Regions from separate parts of the Homo sapiens genome. Here region 1 is linked to region 2. A link is a contact called in ENCODE Hi-C or POLR2A ChIA-PET data. All regions are on one chromosome and are shown on one strand. The core of a region is the stretch at or near the end of the contact, and the rest is flanking DNA. Distances in the headings are between cores, read along the strand shown. Region 1 holds the start of SLC11A2 (solute carrier family 11 member 2). Region 2 holds the start of MCRS1 (microspherule protein 1).

The links. A loop is a pair of places that touch in the nucleus more often than their neighbours do. ChIA-PET counts read pairs that join two places held with the same protein, here RNA polymerase II (POLR2A). Pooled maps may share reads with other maps.
Region 1: a loop to region 2 is called in a pooled map, with 5 times the contacts of the local background. The contact joins the promoter of SLC11A2 here to the promoter of MCRS1 in region 2. A Hi-C loop is called at or near these places in 1 of 50 pooled maps. POLR2A ChIA-PET finds 5 or more read pairs at or near these places in 2 of 52 experiments (AG04450 and IMR-90).

Annotation. Positions count from the first base shown.
Region 1 is chr12:51,024,002-51,030,938 of GRCh38, reverse strand. It overlaps SLC11A2 (solute carrier family 11 member 2), which reads left to right and starts at 4,555. Exons shown (of 16, transcript NM_000617.3): 1 at 4,555-4,629. RefSeq lists silencers at 4,175-4,894, 4,905-4,964 and enhancers at 4,370-4,981, 4,982-5,595.
Region 2 is chr12:49,563,794-49,571,058 of GRCh38, reverse strand. It overlaps MCRS1 (microspherule protein 1), which reads left to right and starts at 2,917. Exons shown (of 15, transcript NM_006337.5): 1 at 2,917-3,011; 2 at 4,218-4,337; 3 at 4,844-4,982; 4 at 5,392-5,530; 5 at 6,164-6,322; 6 at 6,469-6,578. The coding sequence starts at 4,328. RefSeq lists enhancers at 2,418-2,467, 2,818-3,621.

The DNA.
Region 1 (6,937 bases), core at 3,306-5,805, 1.5 Mb before region 2:
ATGAAGTGGTGCCATCTCAGCTCACTGCAACCTCTGCCTCCTGGGTTCAAGCAATTCTCCTGCCTGAGCCTCCCAAGTGGCTGGGACTACAGGCACCTACCACCACACCCAGCTAACTTTTGTATTTTTATTAGAAACAGGGTTTCACCATGTTGGCCAGGCTGGTCCCAAACTCCTGAGCTCAAGGGATCTTCCCGCCTTGGCCTCCCAAAGTGCTGGGATTACAGGCGTGAACCACTGTGCCTGGCCGCAATCCACAGTGGTTTTTTTTGTTTTTTTTTTTAATTTTTTTTTTCAGAGACAGGGTCTTGCTCTGTTGCCCAAGTTGGAGTGCATTTGCATGATCACAGTTCACTGCAGTCTTGAACTCCTGGAGTTTTCTGTTCTTCTGTGACTACCCTATGTTATTCTTGTCTCAATTTTTTAATGGAAGGGAATTGTTTAAGGTGTACAAGATGGAGGTCCCAATATGGTGTGGTGGTTGAGTCTTGGCTCGTGGGTCTAACAGATTTGTGTTCAAAGCCTGGCTTTGCCACTAACTAGCTGTGTCCTTAGGCAAATTATACTCCAAGTCTCAGATTCCTAATTTGCAAAATGAGAATAATAATAAATAATACTTCCTGCCCCATTAGTTTATTATGAGGATTGTTTTTTTGGTAGAGTCATGGTCTCGCTATGTTGCCCAGGCTGTTTTCAAACTCCTGGCCTCAAGTGATCTGCCTGCCTCGGCCTCCCAAAGTGCTGGGATTGCAGGCGTGAATTTTTGTGCCAGCCTACTACAAGGATTAATGCTTGTGAAGTGTTAAATATAGCGTTTGGTACACAATAAAAATTCAATTAAGGTTGTCAGTTACTCTTAAGTATAAATTGGGGACCAAGAAGGCAAAAATGGAGTGTGTTTTTTGCAGATGGACGGAGGGGAGCCAGGACACAGCTCAGCTTGCTCATGCTCAGAGAGTTAAGCTGCTGACCCTGAAGGCAGGGGGCACACAACTGTATGTGGGAGCCAGACTAAGCAGTCGAGACAGGGCAGACAGTGTGAGAAAGCTGTTGATGAGAGCTGCTGCTGAATAAAATCATCTTTCACCTGTCTACAGCTCCCCAAGTGTTCTTTCTGCTCATCCACCCACTACCTCCGGACCTCAACATGACCTTTGGCGTAGTCTAAACCTGACACTCATAACAGTTACAGATTTCTTTGTCCCTTCTACACTCCCACTTTTTTGAGACAGGGTCTTGCTCTGTCGCAGAGGCTGGAGTGCTCTGGTGTGATCACGACGCACTGCAGCCTTGACCTCCTAGCCTCAAATGATCCTCCCACCTCAGCCTCCCAAGAAGCTGGGATGTTCCACAGGCACGTTCCACTACACTCAGGTAATTTTAAAATTTTTTGTAGAGAGGGGGTCTCCTTATGTTGCCCAGGGTAAGAATTCCTAAACTCAAATAGGCTTTTTCCTGCCAAGACTTTAGTTCGTGGGTGATTTTACAGGTGCTTCTATTTTCCCTTCAAGTGGAACAAATTGGCCCCCAGTCCAATCTGCAGAGACAGCTTTGCCTTGGGGAAGTTACCTGATGTAGAACAAGGACAGGAGACAGGTCAAGTTGTAGTTATTTGACTTTCGTGATTAAGAGAGCCCTGAAGCAAAGAGACCTTTCATCTGGATCCCTGGGCAGGAGATCCATAATTCTTTCTCCTGACTCAATGGTTGTTCTAGGTAGGAACCAGAACCACTTGCTGGAAGCCTGCATTGACTTATTTGAATCGATTACTGCTTTTCTTTCTTTTCCATTCTAAGCTATTATGTTTTTATGGTACTAAGCAGATTTTCTTGAAAACTTCTAGAAAACTGCCTGCTACCTGCAAGAAACTGTTTTCTTCTCTCCTGTATTTTACGCCACCCCAATGCTTCTCCTATGCAGCTTTGTCGTCTAAGTTATTTCCCTGAGGCAAAATTTCCCCATTCTTTCAGCTCCCCTCCTCCCAGATTGAGAAATTCTAGGCTTGCCCTGGACTTCTGTCTTGTAGTCTCTGGGTTTTTTTCCTTTCTTTTTCTTTTCCATCAGGCACCAAGTCCGGAGTTTGCGTGGCTCTGATGTCTGCTCGTGGATCACTGATTGACCAGGCTGAAGCCAGAGGGTCCTTTAGATCCCGAGGGATAATAGAGCAGGCAGCATTTCCACCCACGTTCTGAGACTCCTCATAATTGCCTCAGTGCTGCACGTACCTATATGGAAAATACAAGTGCACTGTCAGGCTTGGGGTTAATGGTTTCACCTCACGTCTCAGAGGAGCAGAGTCCTAGTGCACCTGTGGAGCCTGAACCAGCTGCACTCCAAGAGGAGCAGAGAAGGGAAGCAATTTCTTACTCCACCCCTTTCAACCACTGGCACTCACAGGCTTGCCACCTACTCTTGCTCCTGCCAAATGGTACAGAGATGAAATCTTAGAATAAAATTTTTGAACTCAATAAATTGTTAATTAATATCTAGGAGTGGCAGATATATAATGCTTCTCTTTTCACGACAGGTCAAAGATGAAATCTGATTAGGCTTTGGAGGGCGTGGTTTGCCTCTTGAAATTCCTTGCTCGTCTTTAGAAAGCTGTGTTGCTTAGAGCACCCAAAAGTGCCCTTTATCTAACTGAGGGAGGCGCACTTGTCTTCATATATAGAGGCAGGAGCTGGCATTGGGAAAGTCAAACTAGTTCTGCACCATGAGGAAGAAGCAGCTGAAGACGGAGGCAGCTCCACACTGTGAACTAAGTAAGTAGCCCAGGGAAGCTGCCCAGCTGAGCAGACCTGAAAGGGTGACAAGTACAGCTCTAGCAATTTTATTTTCTAGTTATAATAGAAGTTGCCAAAGGAAAGGTTCCGATCTGGAGGAACTTCATCAAACCTTTCTGAAACTCCACAGATGTACTGTAGCGAGAATCTCAGAACTAATTTGTGCATTTTCTTTTTTCTCCAGGAGAAATTCTGTATGAAAACCAACCTGCTCCAGGAAGCCAAGCCCCCCCCCCCCACTTTTTTTTGGTCCCCGAGTTTGTTTTTACTTCGCACTTTATTTGGATTTTTCTCTTTGCAGTTCACGCTCCTTTCCTCATTTCTTGGTCTCTCTTACTAATGAAATTTTCTCCTAGCTGTTTTTACGTGAATAAAGAAGCTCAATTACCTTTAATGCTGTAAGCAGTGCGAGGGGTCGGGGAGTGAGGGTGGCGGGAGGATCTAATGTTTTTGGTGGCTGTAAACGACATTGCAGAAAATTACGGTAATTTGTTAGGCCATTTATTCCCTCTTCACCAGTTTGGCAGTCTCATCTTCAGAGCAAAAGATACGGTGTGAGGCTGAAACTGGCGATAGAGTGGGATTGCTTTTGGGTAGGTAGGATGAAGTCTGGGGAGAATCGAGTCAGCTGGGCGAGGAGGAAAACAATTCACTACGGAGGCTTGGGAGGACACCTAAGGCGGTCAAACTGGCTGCACTAGCTGATGTTTCTCGGTTCCTCCCAGGTGTGGGGTGCTCTTGGTGGGGCAGCAGATACTATGATGTGGCTCTGGGGGCGCGAGGAAATGTTCCTTCCAGGTGGCTATCCTTTTTTTTTGAGACAGGGTTTTGCTCTGCCACCCAGGCTGGAGTGCAGTGGCACGATCTTGTCTCACCGCAGCCTCCACCTCCCAGGCCCAAGTGATTCTCCCACCTCAGCCCCCGAGTAGCTGGGACCACAGGCGGGCGCCGTGATGCCTGGCTAATTTTTTTTTTTTTTTAGACGGAGTTTTCGCTCTTGTTTCCAAGGCTGGAGTGCAATGGCGCGATCTCGGCTCACTGCACCTCCGCCTCCCGGGTTCAAGCGATTCTCTTGCCTCAGCCTCCCGAGTAGCTGGGATTACAGGCATGCGCCACCACGCCCGGCTAATTTTGTATTTTTAGTAAAGACGGGGTTTCTCCATGTTGGTCAGGCTGGTCTCAAACTCCCGATCTCAGGTGATTCGCCCGCCTGGGCCCTCCAAAGTGCTGGGAGTACAGGCGTGAGCCACCGCGCCCGGCCTTTGCTTGGCTAATTTTAAAATTTTTTGTAGAGACCGGGTCTCACTATGTTGCCCAGGCTGGTATCGAACTCCTGGACTCAAGTGATCCTCCCGCCTCGGTCTCCCAAAGTGCTGGGCATTACAAGTGTGAGCCTCCGCGCCTGGCCTGGCTACCCTTTACAGGATAGAGCTATACCTCGTAGCTTGATTGTCAGTACCTAACGTGGCGCCACGGCGAACTAGGGCAGGAATCTTATCTGTCCCCAGACTGCTAGCGGACTGGAGCTCCCCAGTCCAGGGGCTGTGTGGGTCTGGCCAACGCAAGCAGCAACTAGGCAGCATGCAGCTCCCGCCGGGTGCCCCAGGGGCCGCCGCGTGCCCCAGGGGCCGCCGCATCCAGACTCCGCGTGGGCGGAGCCTAGGTCCCTGGTCTGCGGGCCACGCATCCCGGCCGCTGCAGGGACTCCAGCCAATAGGGATGTGCGGCTGCCGTCCTGTCGACCAATCGCGGGGAGGGGAGGGCGTTAGCCAGCGTGGCGCTGGCTCCCGGAATATGGAGCCCTGGGCGCGGGGGCGGCGTGTCAGGTGGTTGCGGAGCTGGTAAGGTGAGGGGAAGGCAAGGTCAGGGGTCACGGCATTCCGCTCGCTGGCAGGGAGGGGCGCGGGGCGGCTCGAGGGCCTGTGTCGGGGGTCAGGCTCCGGGGCTAGGATGCGACACCGGCTCGCCGTGCGGGGCTGTGAGGGGAGGTGTGGCCAGGGAGGGCCTCAGGCCCAGAGTCCAGGACTGATGGAGTCGCGCCATTCAGAGAAAGACCCAAAGATGGGGGCAGGGAGGGAACGCCGGAGGTCGCGGGGGTCTCGCCCCTTCCCCGCCGCGGCCTAGGACACATGGCCCAGCTCCCAGCTGCACCGGATGGCGCGCCCGGCCTGTGTCGGGGTGCGCTGACCTGCTTCGACGCCTCGAAAGAGGCCGACGGGCACAGGGCAAGGTCTTTCGTGGCCTCTTCGTCGGCGCCGCAGGGGGCCGGGCTGCTCTCCGGGGCCTCCCGCCGCCCCGCTTCAACAAAAGACTCATTATAACCTAACCGACTTCAGGGAGCGCCTTCTGTGTGAATAGCCTGCATACGCGGCTCAGTAATTGTGGGTAGATTGGTTTTAAGGCTGTTTGTGTAGCTCTCAGGGACCCTCTGGATTCCAGGCTCCAATGAGCAGGGTTTTTCTACAGGGGGATATTGCACATATGTAAGTGGGCTGGATGGCTCTCCCAGCTGTGCGTTTCATGTGTCCCCACTTTTAAAGCTACCGCTTAAATGTGACATCTCTTGCAAAAGCAAAAATTATATGGAAGGAGAGTTTGCAAGGGGAGATAGGCTTCTAAAAACTTGCTGGCCTCAATTTTAGTGACTGTTGGTGAAAAATGGAGAAGCTATGTTTACACTGACTTCTGGAACCCGAAGCCCCACCAGTTCGCATGATTTCTTGGCTTTGTAAATCTTTGAGCATGTTGTTTGCCTCTTTCTTCTTTTGTTCCACGTACTTAAAATGGGGATTGATAATATCAGTCTTACAGGGTTGTTGGTATGAAATTAGTTAATAAACAACAAAGTACTTAGAACTCTTGATGTGGAGGAGTTTTTGTTGTTGTTACCTTCTTTCCCCTTAACACTTCTAAAGAATTCTAACCTTATTACTTATTCTTTGCTCAGAGTCTCATGACTTATCACCAGTGAACCCGCCGGCCTATACTTTCCATTGACATCATTAACTTTGATCTGAGGGTATAGTGTAGTTATATGTGACTAGAGGATTTCTGCTGCGTGTTTGTTTTATTAAATACGGTTGGAAACTATCATTATACTAGGTCATTTATTGTGATACCTGTGTTGGGTAAATGAAACCTGAAACCTTCGGCTGTTTATTTTTTCATTGGACAGTATTTCATTGACAGTCTTGCTTGGCCTACTCAGTTTATTTTGGAGCCAGTACTAAAAAGGCCATGATTGCAGCATACTTGGTTTCTCATGTTTCCGGAATGGCAGTGGGACTCGGGAGGGGAATTTCTGGGTAGCCTGGCAGCACTTCTTGTTAAGGAATGGGGAAGCTTCTTATGAATCTAATCTTACTCTAATGTTAGGAAATCAGCAGTGGTCCCTTGGATTACTCTACAAAGCTAGTAGGCAGCTTTGGTTCAGTTATGACTCAGTGAAGGTTAGAGAATTATATCTACAAAGTAGGATCTTTTTCTTTCTTTCTTTCGTTTTTTGATACGGAGTTTCGCTCTTGTTGCCCAGGCTGGAATGTAATAGCGCGATCTCGGCTCACTGCAACCTCTGCCTCCCGGGTTCAAGCGATTCTCCTGCCTCAGCCTCTTGATGCCTGGCGAATTTTTTTTGTATTTTTAGTAGTGACGGGGTTTCACCATGTTGGCCAGGCTGGTCTGGAACTCCTGACCTCAAGTGATCCACCTGTATCGGCCTTCCGAAGTGCTGGGGTGGTGTGAGCCACCGCGCCCTGCCAGATCTTTCTTGTTTGACTTTCATTGCTAAGAATTTGGGTGAGTGTTGTTGAATCAAAGACATCTTTATTCTCTGCCTCCTCACCATGCACATACGTACAAATGTCTGCTGACAGATATCTGCCCTTCCTATGGCCTTAAAAAGCCTTCTCATATTCTCGTGGTGCTATCTGGGATACACCAGTGGAAGACTGCTTTGTCTTCTAATTCTTCCCTTCAAAGAAGCGGCTATTTATACACATAGCATTATTAGGAACTAGTCAGAAAATGAGAAACTTTAAGTTTATGAAAAAAAACATTGCTTACTTCAGCTGCATGCTGGCCAAATTTAGTTGAAGTGCAGTTGGTATAAGTTTAGTTGTTTAGTTTTGGAATAAGAGAGTTCAAGACTTCCCCTC
Region 2 (7,265 bases), core at 1,668-4,167:
CATTTTCAAACTTAGATCATATCACAGGATGCCCTTGCTTGTGATCCTTTAAGAGCTTTGCAATGAACCAAGAATAAAGGCCAAAATCCATACTGAGAACTACACGGGCTGGCATGGGCTGCCCTCTGATGACTCCTCTGTTCTCAACTCTTTCCCTCTTTTTATTGATCGCCCTGCTCCAGCCACACCGGGGTCCTTCCTGTTCCTCAAACTCACCAAACTCCTTCCTGCTTTGGAGCCAGAGCTATCCCCTCTGATGGGGTCGGTGTACCCCACCTTATTGTATGACTGGTTGCCTATCGACATCAAATCTCAGCTCAGTCATCACCTCTTCATAGAAGACCATCCTGAGAACTTTCATCTAGTATAGATACTATACTATATATACTAACTATAGCTAGTATAGTCCACCACGCTGTGTAAACAGAAAACACAATCTTGAGCAGGAAGCTGCCCTTTAGAAATCCCTGCATCCATACCACAAGGGTGCCTAGGTTTCTTTTTATCCAATAGTAGGGAGGATTGAGGACCAGAGGGGAAGTTTGAGTTTCCAGGTACCAAACAGGAGATGATGGTGACCACCACCTTTCCCTCGTGACACCTTGGGGGAAGGAATTACCTCAGGCAGCTGGAAGCCAAGAGTTTTCCTTTCTCCTCTTTCACTCAGGAAGTTGTGGCTCAGTGCAGTGGCTTACGCCTGTAATCCAGCACTTTGGGAGGCTGAGGCGGGTGGATTATTTGAGGCCAGGAGTTCGAGACGAGCCTGGCCAACATGGCGAAACCCCGTCTCTACTAAAAATACAAAAATAAGCCAGGCAGGTGGCAGGCACCTGTAATTTCAGCTACTTGTGAGGCTGAGGCAGGACAATCACTTGAACCCAGGAGGTGGAGGTTGCAGTGAGCCGAGATTGTGCCACTGTACTCCAGCCTGGGTGACAGAGCGAGACTCTGCCTCAAAATCAATCAATCAATAAAAAGAAGTTGTGTAGAACCTATTTTTTTTTTCATTGTAAAATATGGCCGGGCGCAGTGGCTCACACCTGTAATCCCAGCACTTTGGGAGGCTGAGGTGCGTGAATCATTTGAGGTCAGGAGTTTGAGACCATCCTGGTCAACATAGTGAAACCCCATCTCTACTAAAAACACAAAAATTATCCAGGCATGGTGGCGCACACCTGCAATCCCAGCTACTCAGGAGGCTGAGGCATGAGAATCGCTTGAACCCGGGAGGTGTAGGTTGCAGGAGCCGAGATCGCTCCACTGCACTCCAGCCTGGGTGACAGAGGAAGGCTCTGTCTCAAAAAAAATAAAACAAAATTTAAAAACCATGTATTAAAAAACTGGAAAATAATTAGAGAGAAGAATTACTACTACTACCACTTGGACATGTGTTAACATTCTGGTGCATTTCCTTCAACTGTCTTTTCCTTTGTATGTTTTTAATAGTTATCATGAATTCATATATATTTAATAACATTAATATTATTAATGTTCTGTGTAATCACTTTTTATAAAAATTATTTCAGGCCGGGTGCTGTGGCTCATGCCTGTAATCCCAGCACTTTGGGAGGCCGAGGCAGCCTGATCATGAGATCAGGAGTTCAAGACCAGCCTGGCCAACATGGTGAAAACCTGTCTCTACAAAAAAAAAAAAAAAAAAACTTAGCTGGGCATGGTGGCACGTGCCTGTAATCCTAGCTACTCGGGAGGCTGAGGCAGGAGAATTGCCTGAACCGAGACCCGGGGGCCGGAGGTTGCAGTGAGCCGAGATTGTGCCACTGCACTCCAGCCTGGGCTATGGAGCGGGACTCTGTCTCAAAAAAAAAAAATTTCATTGGTTTTCTGATATTTTCACAAGTTTACATAATATATTTAATCAAGTGCCTGTTAAAAAATAAAACACACACTCTTTCATGGGAGTTAAAATAAGTACATACTCATTAAACAAGTCCACAGAACAGTAAATGAGGTTGGTACTCTCGAAGCAGAGGGCCATAGTATACCGTCAGGGCCAAAAGGGCCAGTCTCTCATTTGACACTTGAATTCCCTAGCAATGTCCATGTTATGTGTTCTTGACACCTCTGATGGACAGCTTTGGAACTGAATCTTTCTTATTCTGAGCTGAAGTATGTCTCTCTATAGCTGCTAGACTTTAGTACCTCGCAAAGGAAGCATAAAACAGAATTCCTCTTTTAGACAACAGTCTTTCTAGTTTTCCGGAACATCTCTCACAGCCCCAAATTCCCAATTTTTCCGACAGGTTCGTTCTCCCACCCCAAGATTCCTTCCAAGGCACTCTCCTCTGAAGGTGCTTCCATTGGTTTTCTCTCTTACCTCCCGGCGACCACAAGTGGCCCCAGCCGTCCAGGTGGGGTCCGGCTGACGGGACCAAGTCGACACTACTCCTTCTCGCAGGGTCTCTTCCTTCTCAGTAAAGCGGCCCACGATCCTCCATCCGCTCCTCAGAGAGCCTCTCTGCCCTTTCTGTCCGCCACATCTCCCTGGCTACATTATCTCCCCGACTAGTGCCTAGCAGGCGGGCCTGATAGAAGTTTCTCTAAAGGCTCTGGAGGAGTCAAACAATGCATAAGGTCCTGTGCAACCCTCAGACTCCTATACCTCGTGGGAATTTGGAAGTCGAAATCCAGTCCGCGGTCCCGCCCCTCCCCGGGTCGCCTCAATTAGCCCCGCTCGGTCTCGCCCTAAGTCTCGCCTTTCCCTTTAACCAACCCCTCAAGCCGGGTTACCTCTCCGGTGCCTATAATCCTTAACGTTTCCCTATATGCTGTCCCAACTAGGAAAGCCTTTACTTTCCGCTATTGGTAAAATATTTACACTTTCCGTACCATGGCCACGCCCCCTTCACACACGTTGCCAAGACGAACCGGAAGAGATTGCCAGCCCCCTGGTTCGTTAACCGGAAGTAGACGTACCTCACGGAAGCCGGCTTTGGCCCTGCGGCTGCTACCGTCGCCGCGGAGAAATTGTTGGATCTGGCAGTCTAGGAATGGTGAGACCTCGCGGTTCGCCTCTGAGGGTTCTCAGAGGAGTTGGGGATGAAATGGAGTTTTGCAGAGTGCCGCCGGGGACGACCACCCCCCAAGTTTGGGGCCCCGCCCCAGTGGCGCCCCGAAAAGCTGCGCATGCGTGGGCCGGACCGGGTTAGAATCTGGCTCGAAGTGTTACGCATGCGCAAAGGCATGGAGACCGTGGGGTGAGAATGGGCTTGCGAGTTTACCCCCACCTCCCCAGCCACCAGCCTGTGGGTCTCAAACCAAGGCTACTTGGTGCTCTGCTTTGAGTTGCAGAGGTGACTTCATCAATGCTCCTACCCCGAGTTCTTGAGACAGACCTGGACCGATCCCCTACCTTGGGTGTGCACTCTTGGGAGAACGAGGGGCGGAGGGTCCGGTAAGGAAGGGGCACAGACCCTACCTCAGTTTGCCGGCAAGCTCGGGCCCCTTCGCCCTCTCCTCAGATGTCAAGATTCTTAGTCGTAGCCTATGGAGCGGAGAGCGACAGGCTCACCTGGGGACAGGGCTAGAACACTGAGCTAAGAGCCACCCTGGTTAGAAGTGGGGACTCACGAGAGGAGCGCCCCGAGAAAGTCCAGTACCTGGGTTCTCTAGGGGTTGTTGGGGCACAGCGTGGTTGATAATCACGCAGTTCCCAAACAGTGGTTTTTGGTTTCCACGAGATGGTATCTCATGGAAATACCACTTACTAAATCTTCAGTAAAAACCCCAAATGGAAAAGAAAAACAAAAAAAAAACGAGATGGACTGGTTGGAGTTTTGTCTCCCTTTCTTTTTTCCTGCTTTGGCCTGGGAGGGGAAGGCTGGTGCTGCTGAGCTGAGTGGACAGCTGAAGTAAAGAAAAATGTGGGCCAAAGAATCCCTTGTCTCTTGCTAGTTTATAGTCAAGGCGCTTAACCTAGGAGATACCAGTAGAATTAAAGGGTCTATGAACCCTCTAAAATAGTATGTGTTTGCACCCTTTTCTGCAGTCCATAGCTGTTATCATACTCTGAAAGGTGCCAGTGACCTTCACAAGACTGATGTCTAAGGCTATTATTGGCAGAGTGGGGCCTTATGCCTCTTTCCTGTCCTTATGTCTTCCCTAGCTTATGGGACCCTGGGGGACCTGAGCCAGTATAAGGAAGTGAGGCTGGCCAGTTGGAAATCTGAGCCTCAGGGAGCCTCATTTCTCCTTTGCAGAATCTCCTCTCAGCCTTTAAGCTCACCTGGTCAGAATCCTTGGATGAGCCTGTGGGACCGTTCCTCCTAGCCCGGTGGTTTGGAACCAGTGGCTTTGGGACTGTAAGAGGATGGACAAAGGTAGTATGAGGCCGGGACAGCTCCCCAAATGCTCGGGCGCCAAGCATCTGCTGATTCCACTCTGTGCCTGGCACGTGTGTCTTTCGGTCCTGGCTAGGCCTTGCCACCTCCCCCTGGGCCAGCACCACCCATGTACCTGTCGGCAGAGCCACAGTTGACTGACTTGCTGTTGAGCTGCTGCTCTTTAGCACGGCTGCATTTTGATGGCAGAGGGAGCAGTTATGCCCAGAGCCCAGCGTGTCGGCATCACCAGTCTGACCTGAGCACCATGTGCTGCACGACATGACACGTGGCACCGGGGGAACTGCCCAGCGTGGAAGGTCTGGGCCAGGTCTGAGCCCAGATGGGATCTGGATGGCCAAGGAACTCTACCTTAAAACCTCAAGTGTCAAGGAGGCAGGGGAGGGGCCAAGAGGGCTGGCAGGGGAAGGGGGCTGGGGAGGGGTCCCATTTGCAGAGGCTCTAGGATCTTAGGAGGCCCGAATCCACCATTTCTCTCTTGCTAGATTCTCAGGGGCTGCTAGATTCATCCCTGATGGCATCAGGCACTGCCAGCCGCTCAGAGGATGAGGAGTCACTGGCAGGGCAGAAGCGAGCCTCCTCCCAGGCCTTGGGCACCATCCCTAAACGGAGAAGCTCCTCCAGGTAGTAAGGGTTCGGAGGGCCAGGAACTGGGAAAGGGTAGAAGGTCTGTGGCGTTAAGTGCCACATGCCTCCCCATCTGTTGGGAATGGCTGCCTGAGCCCCTCTGGGGCCTTAGTATTGGCAGAGCCTTGTGCTTTTCCTGTCCCTGCTAAATCCTTCCCTGTGGGACTGAGGGCAGGGGAGGGAGATCTTAGGTCTCTGACGTGAAGTCTTTGTGGTGTGATACCCTGTCATCTCAGAGGGCTGGAGTGTAGCAGTTCCATGGCCACAACCAGGCTGTGGCGTAAAGTGAAAGCAGGCTGGAGCAGATAGCACCCTACTGGGCACCTGCTCTCTTTTGGGGGCTGGGGGTGTGTGAATGGGTACCAGGGTGGGGTAAGGAGTGTTCACTGGGCAGGACCCTTTACAGGTTCATCAAGAGGAAGAAGTTCGATGATGAGCTGGTGGAGAGCAGCCTGGCAAAATCTTCTACCCGGGCAAAGGGGGCCAGTGGGGTGGAACCAGGGCGCTGTTCGGGGAGTGAACCCTCCTCCAGTGAGAAGAAGAAGGTGAGGAATTGGGAGACTTAGGGGATGGGAGGTAGTGCCAGATTTCATGTTTCCCCAGAACCTTTGCCAGCTGCCAAGAGCCCTGCAGAGCAGGCTGGTGAGAGGACCAAGCTGCCCCAGCCCTCATCTCAGATGCCCCCCTCCTGGGAACACACCTCTCCCTACTCCCCATTTCTTGCTGCAGCCCCCACCCCCAACCCTGCCATTGCATCCTGTATCACATTCCGTGTGGGAGGCATGGAGCATGCATCTATTCTGGGAGCAGACAGCCTGTTCCCAGCATTGCAGAGTGTAAAAATAACCCCCAGGTGGCATTGCTGTGGCCCTAGACACTGCACCAGCAAGAGTGATTTCCCGGTATCCTCCCCACCCAACTTTCACTCTGGGGTCGGGGATACTGCCAGCAAAGAGAAGACCCCGTATGGTCAAGGACTATATAGAAGTAACTTGGTGGGATGGGGGTGGGTATTAGAAAGCTGAGCTCCTTTCCTGTGCTTCCTGTTGTGGGCTGGAGTTGGTGCTGAGGCTGGGGCTGGGGCTGCCGCTGCCACAGAGTATGTGAAACTCTAGTCATGAAGCGCCAGCTGACTGGATGCTGGCTTTGAGCTTGGTTTGTTCCTGTCCTCTGCCCAGGTATCCAAAGCCCCCAGCACTCCTGTGCCACCCAGCCCAGCCCCAGCCCCTGGACTCACCAAGCGTGTGAAGAAGAGTAAACAGCCACTTCAGGTGACCAAGGATCTGGGCCGCTGGAAGCCTGCAGATGACCTCCTGCTCATAAATGCTGTGTTGCAGGTAGTGCCCCCACCATAGGCTCAGTGTGCCCCTTTCCCCCAACCTCCAGTTCGCACCCCAAAATTAGCCCAACAGGGCCCTGTGGGTGGCAAAGAAGGGTTGTTCCCAGCTCCAAGGCTGGAGCAAATCCTTCTGGGGCCTTGCAGACCAACGACCTGACCTCCGTCCACCTGGGCGTGAAATTCAGCTGCCGCTTCACCCTTCGGGAGGTCCAGGAGCGTTGGTACGCCCTGCTCTACGATCCTGTCATCTCCAAGTGAGTGGGAGCTGGTTCCAGCAGTGGGGAGGTACTGGGACACCAGAATTTGGGTCCTGGAGCAGAGGGAATTGTACCAGGGCCCCAGGAGGGGTCTGGGAGGCAGGACTCCTGGAGGCTCCTTGGGGGTGATACTGAGGCCTGAGAGGCTTCAAAGAGAAGTTTCTTCCTGCCTCCAGGCAAGGGAGTCTGCAGGCAGAGGGAATAGCATGGGAGAGAAAACTAAAATGAGTGCCCGGAGTGCACTGTGTGTGTTGTGGCTTTGGGCGGAGAAAACTAAAATGAGTGCCCGGAGTGCACTGTGTGTGTTGTGGCTTTGGGCGGGTCACCTCCAGCCTTTCCACATTGACCTCCTACAGTTTCATCCTCCTAACAAGGGGGAGTCGAATAGAAGAACACCAAGCCCCCTTCTAGCTCCAGTAGCCACAGGCTTCCAAATAAACTCATACACATGCAACACACAGTTCCTCTTCCTCTGTCACTTAATGTCTTCAGAGCTTGGTTGGATGCTTAACACCCATCCTCTCCACAGACCCTGGTACCACTTAAGTTGTAGCTGCAGTTCTGATATACCAGGAAATGGGCTGGGCTCAGCTTGGAAAGGGGAGGTGGTAGGCAGTGGCTAGGGGGTGGCAGCTTTGGCCAAGTAAGGAGGAAGGACTTGGAGGGAGCAGCAGCTGGTCCAAG